Regions from separate parts of the Homo sapiens genome. Here region 1 is linked to region 2. Evidence: chromatin loops called from intact Hi-C (ENCODE). Cell type or tissue: GM12878. All regions are shown on one strand. Each heading gives the region's core, and the rest is flanking DNA. Links, peaks and the distances in the headings are about the cores only.

Region 1 (2,500 bases), core at 1-2,500, 410 kb before region 2:
ATTTTATCTGATCTGCACACCAGATGTATGAAATATCTATCATTATTTAGTAGATGAGGAAACAGCTCAGAAGTGTTTGTCTTTTGTTATAAACTGCAAAGCTAAAAGATAGCAGAGACTGGATTTGAATCTGAGTTTGCCCACTCCAAAGCTCATGCTCGTAACCTCTTCAGTATACTTTATTATTTCATCTTCAGCATGGAGATCCATGGACAGTGTCACCCTACTTAGCTCCTGACCTGCCTCCAAGTGGCAGAGACATTTTTCCTTTTGTAAAGTGTACCCTGAATATCCACTCACCCCCTTCAGAATAAAGCCCATCTCCTCTTCTAGGATGTTGTCTCAATGCATCAACCATGTCAGAGTACATCTCTACATGTAATAAATGAATTATCTATACAAATCACCTGCAGACTCTCTTTTCACCCTTAATTCCCCACCCTGAGTCTTTCTCTTGCCTTATGTGCCAAGGAGGGCACAAGTTGACTTCATATACTTTTCATCATTCTAAATAAATTCTTATAATGATACTGCTGTCATTATAAGGATGTGATGGTAGTGCTGCTGAGAGTGATGGATTCCATTCACTGAATATCTGATATATCTAAGGAGTTATACTCAGTGTGTTACACATTAACAGTAGTCCCAACAGTAGATATTATGATCTTCATTTTACAGATGTAGAAACTCAGGCTCAAAAAGTTGAAGTGACTTACCCATGGTCACTCAAGCTGGTACATGCAAATGCTAGAACTTGAACCCAGTACTGTGTGATTCCAAAGCTCATGTTTTCTCTACTGAAAAAGATTAAAAGAGAAATAAGTATATGTACAGGGAAGATTGAGAGGTCTCTTAATTCTGTCATTTGTGGACAAGCCTCTGTGTCTCTGCATGTTTTTTGTTCTGAAGCTCCATGATAGGGTCTATGAAGTCACATAAAGATCTGTTTGTTTTAAATCCCATGACATTTTTATACCTTTCCTTTAAACCCCTCCTACTCACCCCACATTCAGTAAAGCCCTTTTTTTTTTACCCTTGTAAAATCTTGAGAAAAACTGACCTCAAGATTGTGGTGTACCAATACACAACCATTTTATTTCCACCTCACTATACAGTCTTTCATTCTGGCTCCATGTAAGTGTGTGCTCACCCTTGTCTTTGCAGCATTTATGGTTTTCAAATTTTCTGCATTACTTAAGACTTGATTGAACTCAGCTCTGGAAACTCTCAGCTCTTCAATTTTAAAACGTCAGATTTTTTTTTTTCACAAGAGCATTGCATGTTCTAAACAGAAAAGTTAGCAACTTAGCAATGCTCCTGAAACTCTGCCCAGGAAGCTCATTCCCCTCAACTGTCAGAATGCAGCTCAACTCTCAATGCCTCAAGGCAGTAGTTGTTACCTGCAAATGCAATTGGGTGCAAAGTTACTACAATTGGGTTTTAAATAGAGATTTGAGCATTTCATTAAGAAAGAGAAAGAAAATTGTAAAGTCCATAATTTTTGTAGGCTACAGTGAAAGTGATCTGGCTTTTCATAAAATAATAAAGTTGCTTTCCAGGGCCTAGGTGACAATTCACACCCTCAGTAGTAAATTAAATTCCTAAAGAGGTAAAATTTTATAGAAGGAAATTGTAGTATTATGGAGTTGTGAGATAAGGCATACCTGATTCCAAAAACAATAGGTTCTTTTTCAAAATCTATTTGTCTATTAATGTGTAGTCTTTATAATTCTTATATCAATACCTGAGATATTTGCTTAAAATGTAGACTTCTGGGCCATATTTCAAGCTTAATGAATTAGATTCTATAGAATTAGGGGCCCAAGCAATAAAAAAGAAAAATTAGGGACACATAGATAAGTTTTTTATAAGGGAATTGAATGAGGTAAACTCTGTAAAGTTGGCAGGACCCTCAGTTTATTGCTGTAGTTAATTGTGTTCTTTGCCCCTCTTTTTGCATCTTGTCCCTTTTCTTCTTCAGGATTTTCCTCCATATTTTACCACATTTTCTCTCCAGAAAGAGTGCAGTCAGCCCTTTCACACTGTGGCACTGGTAACTGACAGTGGCTTCAAATGTTCCCCTTTCTGGAAGCTGCATTTACAATTTAACATGTGTTAAACCTGAGCTTCATTTCAACCAAGGAATGAAGCTCTAGTAGTGCAAGTTGATTTGACTCAGAAAGGGGGTAATTGGAAGTGGCAGGCAGTGAAAACTTATTTTAATGGATGCTAGAATTAATGTATGAATGTCTGCTTCTATAGCCAGAGTGTGGACTCCATCATCCAGAATATTTCAGCACCTGAAGAGGCGAATCAACATAATAGAAATGGAATGAAATTTGAGAATGTATTATTTGAAATATCTTAATACAGATCATCTGTAGGTGTCTTGTTCTGTGATTGCTGTGAGATTTCTTTTTTTACATTGTGCTTAAATATTTAAAATGTTTATAAATCTAAGCATACTTCTCAGGAAAAGGCATAAATTCTTTAAACTCAG
Region 2 (12,134 bases), core at 3,690-6,189:
CAGGAGTTTGGATGCAACCCATGGGCAAAGGGAAGCTCATTAAACATGAACAGTAATCCAGTTAAGTTTAAAAGCACATTCCTTCTGCAAGGTGGAGAACTGATCCCAGATGGCTTGACCAAAGACTTTGGAAGGCCAGTGTGATAGCATGTTCTTGGTCTCTGCGTCTTCCACTCTTCTGTTGCTTTGTAGTGGTTTCCAGCCCCAGAATTGAACTGCAGAACTTATCATGGTGCGTGCATGCTGGTGAAACTGGTGGTCTCCTAAATTGAGTTTGGGGAGATGCATATGAGAAAGGCAGTGGAGCACATCTAGAAATAACTTAGGTGTTGGTGCCAGTTATGTGGCATGTTGAGCTTTGATCATTTCACCTCCCTGGGCCTTGATTTTGTTCATCTTTAAAGAAAATTAAACAGCATCCTCTCTACTTTCCCTGTACAGGGTGGGGGGTGAGGAGTCATGAGATAACAAATGACTTAGAGGCATAGTACTTTTATAACCTGGAATTAGATGGCAGGAAAACAACAAAAAAATAGCATGGTAGTTTTTAGAAAATAGAGCTATTTTCTTCATAAAATATTGTTATTAAATTACCAGTAAGACAGATAGACTACATTGGTGAGAAGTCAGAAGGATAGAATTTGAAAGAAGAGACATAATTTTGCTATTTTCAAGTATATACATTTATAACAAGTAGAGAAAAATTTATTTCTGGTGATAATGCTACAGAATTCCTCTTAAGATATGCAAACCATATTTCTTGAACAATGTCCCGAGACACTGTCTTGGGGTCATTGAGCTGCAGTGGGGAATGCATGTCAGCTTACACAGAGCCTTCAGAGAAGGGCAGAACTATCTACCTCCTAATAGCAGGGAAGAAAACTTGCTCCTAAAAGGGAGGGGAAAAAAAGAAAATGGCAAGGAATGAACAGGAGAGGAGGGGAGAGAGACAAGAGTGGCAGAAAACATTGTAGGATACCGTGTTTTCTCTCCCCTTGACCCCTCAAATCTTCAGTAAGGTGATCTAGCTCACAAAATGGGAGTAGCTTTACTTCCCTGAAAACAGGAGAATGGGCCAATGGCACAACTGACTGCAGGAGATAAGGACAGAAGTCATCAAGAGAATGCAAGGTCCTGGGGACTCCTAAAAATCTTGGAGCTTCGGAATTAGTCATTCAAACCAAGATTGCTTTGTTCGCCAAAAGGCAAGAATGCCACTGCTATAACCTGAGTTATAAGGGAAAGCAAACAAAGATTATTACAGAGTACACTTAGATACGCAGGTATCTCGCAAATGAGCACATTCATTAAAGCTGCCCACTTACTTGAGACTAGTTATTGTTTTGTTTTTTAATGCAGACCTAAGGGTCACCTTTCTCACATCATTGTTTGCATTGCCAAACTCTTTCTTCCCAGAACATGGAAGCTTAACCAATTCCTTCTCCAAATCATATAATTCCAGTTCACTTGAACTAGATGCATTTCTGTGCATTTCTTTAAACAGCCATCAGAATACAAGGTAGCATGAGCTTATCTGAGAGGTAAGCAGCAAAGAAATCACTGACTTAAGTGGGTGGAGAATAAAGACTTCATGCTTCCTCCTAGGAAATAGCATTCAAGAGAAAAAGACATTTCTTTTTTTTTCTTTTTTATTAACTGTTCTTTTTAAGTTCAGGGATACACGTGCAGATTTGTTACATATGTAAACTTGTGTCATGGGGGTTTCTGGTACAGATTATTTCATCACCCAGGTATTAAGCCTAGTACCCATTAGATATTTTTCCTGATTTTTTTCCTCCTCCCACCCTCCAGTCTCAAGAGGGCCCCTGTGTATATTATTCCCCTCTATGTGTCCATGTGTTCTCATCATTTACGTCCCACTTATAAGAACAAGTGGTATTTGGTTTTCTGTTCCTGCATTAGTTTGCTAAGATAATGGCCTCCAGCTCCATCCACGTCCCTGCAAAGGACATGATCTCATTCTTTTTTATGACTGTGTAGTATTACATGGTGTATATGTACCACATTTTCTTTATCCAGTTTATCGTTGAGGGGCATTTAGGTTGATTGCATGTCTTTGTTATTGTGAATAATGCTGCAGTGAACAGACGTGTGCATGTGTCTTTATAGTTGAACAATTTACATTCCCTTGAGTATATACCCAGTAATGGAATTGCTGAGTCAAATGGCATTTCTGTCTTTTAGTCTTTGAAAAATCACCACGTTGTGGAGGAAGACATTTCTAATATAGCATTTTCAGATTTGATTTTCATTATGACATTTCTTTAATATTATAAAATGCTTAAGAATATTGGCTCTAGAAACTAATTCCTAAGTTCAAATTCTTATTCTATAACTTGCTATTGTGTGACCTTTTGCAAGTCTCTTAACCTCTCTGAGCTTCAGCTCAATCTTCCATAAAATGAGCACAGGATTATGGTAAGTATTAAGAGTAGATGAGTCCTTACCAGAGTGCCTGGTACTGCATAAACACTTAGCAAATACTGTCTTTATTTCTATAATTATCACTATATTTAATATGTGTGCTCTTTATCATTGCTACCTAGAGCTGAAACTGCATACAAAAATCTATTAATAATACAATTTCTCATTTAACTAGTCTAAGCTAACCTTTAAAGAGGTGAGTTTATGCTCAAAGTTATATATTTGACATTTCTAATCTAATGCTTATTTTTATTGGCTCTTCCTGGTTGCAATGGTATCATCAAAACTTACCGGTTCTATTGTCACAATCTTCTGCTAAGGCAAAAGGAAGAATCCTATTCAACTGAACTCATTAATGGCTGATAAGGACATAAGGTATAAAATAACTTAGATGTAATTTTCTTCATTCTTAATTCAAAGGCATGGGTTATCATGGATGGATGGCATGTTTATGGATACCATTCATGGACAGACACTCCAAAAAATTTACCTCTTATCTCGAGTTTTGCTTTGATTTAGTCACATGACCATGAAACAGTCATTTAGCCTTTCTAGGTCTTACTTTGCTCATTAGTAACATAACATCAAGAAATACGTCTAGGTCCATTTTTATTTTAAGGCGTATGAAATTCATATTACATTTTGAAAAATTTTAGAGAATGTTCTAGATCTGGATCTGCAATTAGAATGTATAGAAAAAAGAATAGGATCAAAACCAAGAGATTCAGGTTCTGAATCCAATTCTCCTATGTTTTTATTATGACTAAATTCTTGATTTTATTCTTGAATAAACTTTGCTTCTTCGTTATCTTTAAAATAAAATTATTACATTAAAGCTATACCCTCCAAAGCAATCCATGGATTTGCAAAACAATGGGTTAGGTGTATAGATTTCCTTGCTATAGGAATTCCCAGTGAGTTGAAATGCCAATGTGCACCGTGGCTATTAGAGCAGGGATTACTTTACAGTCTTTCTAAAATTTCTTTTATGAAAGAGCCATTCCTTTTTTCCCACTGTGGCGCTTACTTCATGAAATACCCTTTAAAAAAAAATGGAGCCAGGCAACCAGCAAAGTCCTTTGTGATTTTGGCAGCTCTAGCCCTAGTCTTCTGTGAATTTGGGGTGAATATGGCAGCAGGGATGAAGGAGAAACAGATTTCAAACCATAGATTCAGTGCAGCCTCATTCAACATCCACAGCAGAGCAGCAATGCTCTCAAAGAGTTAAACTGCCCTCCCTTAAGCCCAAATTCACAGGCCCAGAGGAGTTTGGGATCTAAAGGAGTTATCCTTTTTTTTTTTTTTTTTTTTTTAAGTCTATTTATCTGTCGCTAATAGAAAGATGGGAAAAAATTCTATAACATAAAATATTATAAGCCTCTGTTCTGTGGGATTTTTATAATTCAAGTAAAAGCATTCTGGAAAATGAAAACTTTAAAGAGGTTTCTTTTGCAGAATGGAACAAAAGAGTTGGGCCTCTTCACCTGGCTAATGCTGATAATTATCTGTGAAGACCTCTCTTGCTCTCTCAGATGAGTTTCTCTAGGTTTCAAAAGGAACTAATTCCCCAACAGCTTGAAAGGATAGAAAAGAGGTTGTCAGATGATAAAGTTGTTTGGCTTGACATAAAAGATTCTGAAACTCAGTATGAAAAGAAATGCTTCTAACATGACCTCCTCAATGACAAAAATTGGCATGTTTTAAAATTGCCACAATGTTTTATACAAAGTTTTTTATAAACAAACCAATGGTCTAATGTTGTCTTTATTATAAATTTGGTGATGATGGTATTAGAAAACTTGTAATTTAAACCCAGTAAGGAATGAAATAGAATTACTAAATTAAGTATTCGAAGTAAAGACCTTAGAGATTAACTTGTTTGTTGTCTTTCATTCAAAGAAGAAGAAATCAGTCCAGAGAGAGAAAGTGACTTACACCAGGTCATGTGGTAGATTAGCGTCAGAGCCCAAGTTAGAAATCTTGTCTCAAACATTATTTTAAAATAAGCTGGATTTGGCAGACATGGATCTGGATATTTTATTTTTTTAATATGCAAGCTTTTGTTTTAAAATCCTTACTATAATCATCCATGAAAATATAGAGTTTTCGTATTTTGAGGAGCTTAATACTATCCCTTTAAGAATAATAATGTGAGCACTTACTTCTAAAACCACAGTAGCAATACTGCTTTAATAAAATGCCACCTAGTGGAGCTTTGGAAGCAAAACACACTTCCTCCATATATCCCTCTCAAAAAGAAACACCTTCTTTACACTCACACTTTAATCAATATCATTATCTCCCTGAGTGCTACATGATTAAAAATAACACTGAAAATTGTCCTACTTCCAGAACACAGCAGGGAAGATGACACTGCACAAAAATAAGTTGGATCACAAGAAAGAAGACATATGGGGTCAAATTGAAACACATGGGGCTAAAGGGCCTTAAATCTTTACCCCCATTTTACTGTAATAGAAAAAAGAATTAGAAGCAAATTTGTTGTGCTAACATCTTTCCATGGTTTGGGGGATCCAAATTGGCCTGGAAGGTGGTGCATGTAAAGGGTGAACATTATGAACAACTTACCAGAAAAAAAAAAACTCTCTGGAATCAGAAAACCTCAGGACTACGAAGTACCTAAAATGGTTTCTGGTTCAGCTTTCAGACTGTGGTGAGGTCCTCACTGATTCAATTTAAAGACCCCACCCAGATAGTAACGTGAACAGCATCATGGAAGAATGAATGGGCCAATCTGTAAAGTTACACATGGAAAACTAAAAATAATGCATGAATACTAGATAGGCTTTTTCAACTCAGTAGAAAAAAGAACCCTCAAAATCAAAAGTGTCCAACATGGAATGAAAAGGCTGTCCCTGGAAGGCTGGAGAAGTATAAGTCGAAACTATTACACTGTTAAATTTAAAGAGGCTTAATATTAACCTCATAGAGACCTAATATTTAAAAGAAATTGGAGGGAACTGTGCTTAAGGGGAGAAGATTTAGGAATCTGTCTTTGTCTTAGGTTGGTTCTTCCGGGAAACAGACTCTGAGAGGGAGATTTGAGTTCAGGATGTTGATTGAGAAGTGCTCTTGGGATCAGTACCTGTGGAGGAGTGAGGGAAACAGGGCTGGGCAGAGGGAGGCATTGAGCAGTTATACACAATCAAGAAAGGCTTCAGCAGATTCCATGAGGAGGTCTAGAGCTGGAATGGCCTTTACAGTTGCCCTGTAAAGAGGCAAGGAAGCTAGACTGTTATATGCCTGCTAATCAGTCATGGCTTTGGGGTTGCCCCAGGGGCAAAGGTGTGATCTTGTATTAACAGCCTTCTTTGAGAATAATTCTCAGAGGGAAATTCAACTGAAAGCAGTCAGCTGTCAATACATGAGTGCCTCAGCTTAAAAGGGGCATGTGGACAGGTCCTGACAGCATCCACTAAAGCATCTCTCCCTGTCTCTCTAGAATGCAACCAGGAAGCTACTCTTGTCATACTCCAAAGCTAAATAACCTTTAGCCTGCAGTTGTTCACAAAAGAGTGTTCCTCAAGCCTTTTTGTTTTCTATCTGCATGCTTCGGAATACCTCCCCCACCACCCCACATACAATCGTTTGCATTGGCCCTTTTCTATAATATCTCAGGATACAATAGCCTATGTTATGATAAGATAAAAGTCTAACTCATCTTTTTCTGACATTTGTCATATAAATTGTGTCCCACTTTGACTCTTAACTTCTCTGCACCTTATTTTTTAATCTACCAAATGGGTATAATCATATCCCCTCTCATTATTATTATGGAGACTAGATAAAATAATGGCTGCAAACTAGCATAATATTTAATCCACAGTAAATAATTTGCTATTCATTATTATAGAAAGAGAGAGAGAGAGAGAGAGATTCGTGTATATATGTACTCACACACACAAACACTTTCAGCCCCTAGTCTCCAATGTCTTTGCCTAGACCAATGGTTCTCAGAAGTCCCTAAGACCCTTTTCATTGGCTCAAATTGTTTTTGTAGTAATACTACAGTATTAATTGCCTTTTTCACTTTCCTTTTTTTCTTGAGGGTAAAATGAAGTTTTTCAGAGGCTGACATGTATTGATATCATTTCTTTGATGTCAATATGTAATGAGTTTATTACTGCTATTTTGAAATAAATTTACAAAAATTTAACTTTTTTTTCTAATTTCCCATGTGCTAAATATGGAGAGATGTAATCTATGTAAAGAAAACCTTTCGGGAAGTCCTCAGTAATTGTTATAAGTGCAAAGTGTCCTGAACCTAAAATGTTTGAGAACCACTGACCTGGACATACCGTTGCCTCCTTCCAAACTTCTCTCCACATTCACCACCCACTTTTACCACCAAACCTGCCTGACAGCCTTCCCTGACTTCTATTTCAAGGCTGCTCTCTCTGCTTTTAATATTAAGATCAACTCAGGATACGTTCTTGGAGATGGAGACATGGGATGAGGTCAGAGAGTACGCAATATGTTTTGCCCTGAGGGACAGTCACATGAAAGCTTCTTGAATATCAAATGAGGTACCAGTGAATCAAACATCGCAGTTAGAACTTGCACAGAAGATGCTGAGTGGCACCAAATGGATCACAGTGACTGACGCCCTGCTGCACAGTTGCTGACTATATTTTAGAACAAGCATGTGCAGAACTATGTGGATCCCATCGTTAAATAAATTATCACGTGAGACTTTCTCTAGTAATTACCATAGAGATGACTCACTCAAGTCAATTTGACAGTGGGACAGAAAGTTGCAACAATGCAGTTTTAAACTGTCAGAATTTAGAAAAGAAGTAACTCTCATGATATTTGCACAGACCTTAGTTTCTTATCTTCTCTCTAGCCCTTGAGGATTGTAAGCTTTCAATGGAGGAAGGGGTAGGAATAGCAACAGGAACATGGTGTGTCCCTGCAAAAAAGAATTTTATGCAAAAGGGAGAACAAAAAATGGTAAGAAAGGTATTTGTAATGCTACAGAACTCTGCGTCCTGCAGCAGTTCAGGTGCTGCTCTCATTTTTTCCTCCCAAAAGTCCTGTAAAGTAGAAATGGCCACCCACATTTGACAGATAAGAAACTTGAGCATAGGAGATGTATAAATGACTTGCTTGAGGCCACTCCTCAATTCGGTGATAGAATTGGGTTGCTCACCATGTCTTCCCCCACAAAAAAATCACACTTTGCCTTTTGTGAGCCAGATTGATCCAATTTTGAATTTAATTTAGTGTTTATTAATCACCTAAATAGGCACTGAGCTAGAATCAATAGGGTCTTCAAAGACGAAGCTGTACATACCCACATGGCCCCTGCCCTCAACGGAGCCATTGTGATAATGAAGTAGACATAGAGTCCTGCAGAAACCCAGAAGGGGGTGAAAGGGAAGAACTCCCTGAAGAAGGTATAATTCTTGTCCTATTTTATAGACAAGAAAACAAGAGTCTCCAAAGTGATGAAACAATGTGTTCAATGTACACAAGTAGGAAGATCTAGAGTGTGGATTCACATAGCAGCCTGTGTGATTCATAAACCCCAGGACTGTTCTGGGGGGCACACTCCTCAGCATAAGGACCTGAGGAACACCTTGTATGATGAGTGTGTACAGCGGACTAGGATGTCTTTGTCCACCCCTCAATTAGATTTACACCCTCCCTCTAGCCAGTGTGGCCTAATGGCCAGGAAGTCAGTGTTATGAGTAACAGAAGAGACTTCAAAAACTAGTAATAAACATCTGCTTGCAGAAGGGCGCTCTGGATGGGGAGCTGGGGGGATGTGAAAAAGTTTTATCATTTACCTGACAGCTCTTTTGTGCTTTTATCGTACATCATATACAAGTGTTACTTTTTTAATTAAAAGAAAGGTTACTTACAGGGAAAGGGGGGTATAGAGGGAGAGAAGAACGAAAGAAGGGAAGAAGGGGCCTTTGAGACGGGATTAAAGGGTGTATAGGATTTTGAAAGATAGGCAAAGGGAGAAGACACATCAGGAGACAAAAATTTGAGCAGAGGCTGCAAGATAGCAAAGTACAAAGCTTTTGTGAGGAAAAGCCTGAAGTAGACAGAATGATGAAAGACCAGAAAGGATTATAGGGAGATAAAGTAGAAAAAGACAGATGGGGGCAGATCCTGGAGAGCTGTGCCTGTCATTAAAGAAGATCAAATTTCCAGACCAGCTATGAAGAGTAAGGAAGAAGGAAAATGATTTCTTTTCCATAGTTCTTCACATTTCAGAAATACTTTCACCAGAAAGACTTCTAAAAATTTCTTCCCCCTGACCAATTGTAAAATTACATTGTCTAACCAAATTTATAATTTTCCACACTAGAATGGATGCCTTTCTTGTCTAATTATTTTATTCCTTTCTTGATACCATCCTCTGCCTTATTTTTGTATCCTAATTTGATTCTAAACCTCAGCTTTCTAAGGATTATGAAACAGCAAAAACATACTGACCTGCAGCTTTGCTGATCAGAATTATCAGAGGGAAGAGTGATTTCAGAGTGTCTCAACCAGTCCCCTTAGTTCACAATCAACACAGTGAGGCCCAGAGAGGGACAGGGCTCTCCCAAGGTCACACAGACAAACTCACAGTCCAGTGCCCTCATCAGTTTTCTGTGTCTGGCCCATCACCTGTTTGCCTGCTCAACTCGTTCCAGGGGCTCAGTTTTTGCTGAGGTAAGAGCAGATTCCAAACCAGATCATCATTTTTCTACATAAAGAGAATATCATTACCCTGCTTTCAGGAGTCAGGAGGGAAAGCACAGAGAGATCAGGGGCTGGCCCATGTCACACAACCAACTTGGCCAGAACTGATGCCATACTCATCTCTCCACAGTCCCATGATATCTCCATTTTCTTCACCCTGCAAGCGATTTTGGCATAAAGTTCTAGATGGGAAAATAGATGCAATCAATATGCCATTACTGTACCCATTTCCAAATTCAAAAGGACCAACTTTCATCCAAGAGGCCATGTGTCATAAAATATAAAGGCTTCTGCCACTCTACCTCCAGAAGCACTTCCTATTTGACCATAGAGTAGACACAGTCAGGGGAGAATTGGAGCAGAGTTTGGAAGTTAATCTATACTTTAGTCCCCAGCAAATTGCCTTTGAGTTTCTGCTTAAATTTTGAATAACATGCTACAACTACATATCAGGCAGTTTTCCCTATTTTCAGTCACTTGTTTTAAAGTTGTATTGTTATTAAAATCTCTATAATGATTCAATCTCAAAGGACTTCATGCTCAAGAAGTACAGTCCGTATGCAATAATAATGAGAAAGGAATTTCATTCTACACTCAAGAGCATGAGAAGGGACCCAAATAAAGGGACTACAACTGTATATAATGAAATTCTCTTTCTTCTTTCATCCTTTTTTCTCAATGTGCAGCTGTTCGACACCAACCTCCCTATCAAAATTCCTCCTCTGCTCCCATTAAGGCAGCTTCTTTTCCCTCTCACTTCAATTACCCTCTCTTTCCCAACCATTTATTCTACAGTTTGACTTGGCATCTCTCTTAGCAAGAAAGCATCACTCCTTCAGAAGAGAAATTTATCTGGCAATTTTGGGATTCTCTTTTGTGGGCTGTGTCAGTGTATGTAAATGTCCTCATATTAGTTCATTCTTGCTTTGCTATAAAGATATACCTGAGACTGGGTAATTTATAAAGAAAAGGGATTTAATTGGCTCATGATTCTGCAGGCTATACAGGAATCATAGCTGGGGAGGCCTCAGGAAACTTGCAATCATGGTGGAGGGCAAAGGGGAAGCAGGCACGTCTTACATGGCCAGAGCAGGAGGAAAGGGGGGCGGGGGGAGGTGCTACACACTTTTAAAACAACCATATCTCTTGAGAACTCTATCATGAGAAGAGCACTAGGGGGATGGTGCTAAACCATTAGAAACCACCTCATGATCCAGTCACCTCCTACCAGGCCCCATCTCCAACACGGGGGATTACAATTTGACATAAGATTTGGGCAGAGACACTGACCCAAACCATATCAGTCCCCTAATTTCTTCCCACTGAACCTGTTGACCCTAGAGTCACTCTTTCACAATACAGGACTTTTCATATTTAACAAAATATCTTAAGCCTGTAACTGCCCTCTTTTCTGTTCTCCAAACTAACCATGCCCATTGTGAAGTCTCTGGGCCTCCATATGTAACATATGATGTGAAATTCTTATGCAAAAAGAGGGTGAAAGAACAGACGTTGGTAGTGTCGTTAGCAAACATTAATTAAGCACTCAAATCTGAATTAAGCCAAGCATCGTTCTAGGTGCTGGGAGTAAGGTGCTAAACAGAATCCCTACCCTAAGAGAGTTTACCATCAGGTTGGAAGAGACTGAAAATAAATAAACAAATAAATATATAAGATATTATAGTGTGATAAAACTATGAAGAAATTAAAATATAACATGAGATAGAGAGTTGCTGGGAGTTAGGGTAGACTTACATTAGCTACAGTGCTCAGGGAAGACCTCTGGAGGTAGTGACTTTGGGGGTGAGACCTGAATAATCCGAAGGAAGCAATTATGTGACAATTGGAAGTCCAGCACAAAGAACTTAAAATGATAATCACTTGGCATCTTCAAGGAAAAAGAAGAGCATCCCACTGGGTTAGGGTGCAGTGCCTAAGGGAAAGAGTGATGGTCTATCACTTCGTGGTGGAGAGCTTGAGGGAATATGGGTAGGGAGAGCACATTTCACTCTTAGCAAGATAAAAAGCTATGTGAGGATTTGAATCAGGGAATGCTATGCTGATTTTTTGTTTGTTTGTTTGTTTGTTTTTTATTTCATTTTATTATTATTATACTTTAAGTTTTAGGGTACATGTGCACAATGTGCAGGTTAGTTAAATATGTATACATGTGCCATGCTGGTGTGCTGCACCCATTAACTCGGGGGGAGCGGGGAGGGATAGCATTAGGAGATATACCTAATGCTAAATGATTTTGTTTTTAAAAGTTTTCTTGGTGGCTATGTGGAGAAACAACTGACAGGAGGCAAGAGAGATGGCAGCAATACCAGGCAGGAGTGGTCCAGGCAGAAGATGAAAGGCGTTCCAACTATGTTTGTAAGAGTGGAGATGATGTGGTTCTGTGATATGTTGGGGAGGTAGACCCAATAGGATCTTGGTTTTTCAGTTGTACAGTCCTGCCAGCATGCTCACAGAATGTTCCTGAAGTCTTCCATGTTACAACCTCTGATTTCTGTGAGCTACTATTCAAATAAAAAGTACACAATACCTTAGAGCAAGCCACCAATTTTAGTTACATTTAAATCTAAACCTGTACTTAGTAAAATTATCACTGAAGTAAAGAGAGTCTGAAGATATGCATTTTTGTGTACAACACAAAAAATGTTTTACATGATTACAGAAGAGTTCAGCTCCTTAAAGCTCCAATAGTTCCAACCCTCCGCCTCCATTTTTTGGTCCCATTTATACCGTATAACTAACTATGACTTCCCCATGGCCAGTATTAGAACTCCAGAGTACCAGGACTGTTAGTTTGACTCCAAAGCTCAAGTGGTGTGGAGGTTTATGGATGACTCCACAATATTGATTCTACTCCAGGTAATTAGTCTAGGCCAGGCCAGGTAATTCTGTTTTTCGCAAATGATTGCCTCTGAAATTTACATAAGTCTCACTTAGTTAAGAAAATG

What was found. Hi-C counts contacts between places; a loop is a spot of excess contacts. Peaks named below come from ENCODE experiments on the same cell type or tissue, not always from the same donor. Only the 100,000 strongest peaks of a DNase experiment are listed, where the experiment ranks them.
Region 1: a loop joins it to region 2, with 2.8 times the contacts of the local background. A loop is called at or near these places in 1 of 110 quality-filtered maps.

The regions. Positions count from the first base shown.
Region 1 is chr5:161,379,397-161,381,896 of GRCh38, reverse strand. All of the region lies in intron 5 of GABRB2 (gamma-aminobutyric acid type A receptor subunit beta2), which reads left to right. LOC105377694 (a long non-coding RNA gene) reads right to left here and starts at 797. Exons shown (of 4, transcript XR_001742957.2): 1 at 717-797. In GM12878, for the core only: no CTCF peak of the experiment used is centred there; a DNase peak (open chromatin) is centred at 1,176.
Region 2 is chr5:160,963,492-160,975,625 of GRCh38, reverse strand. No RefSeq gene overlaps it. Among named protein-coding and RNA genes, the nearest start is that of LINC02159, 31 kb to the right of the region's middle. In GM12878, for the core only: a CTCF peak has its summit at 4,663 (motif pointing left); no DNase peak of the experiment used is centred there.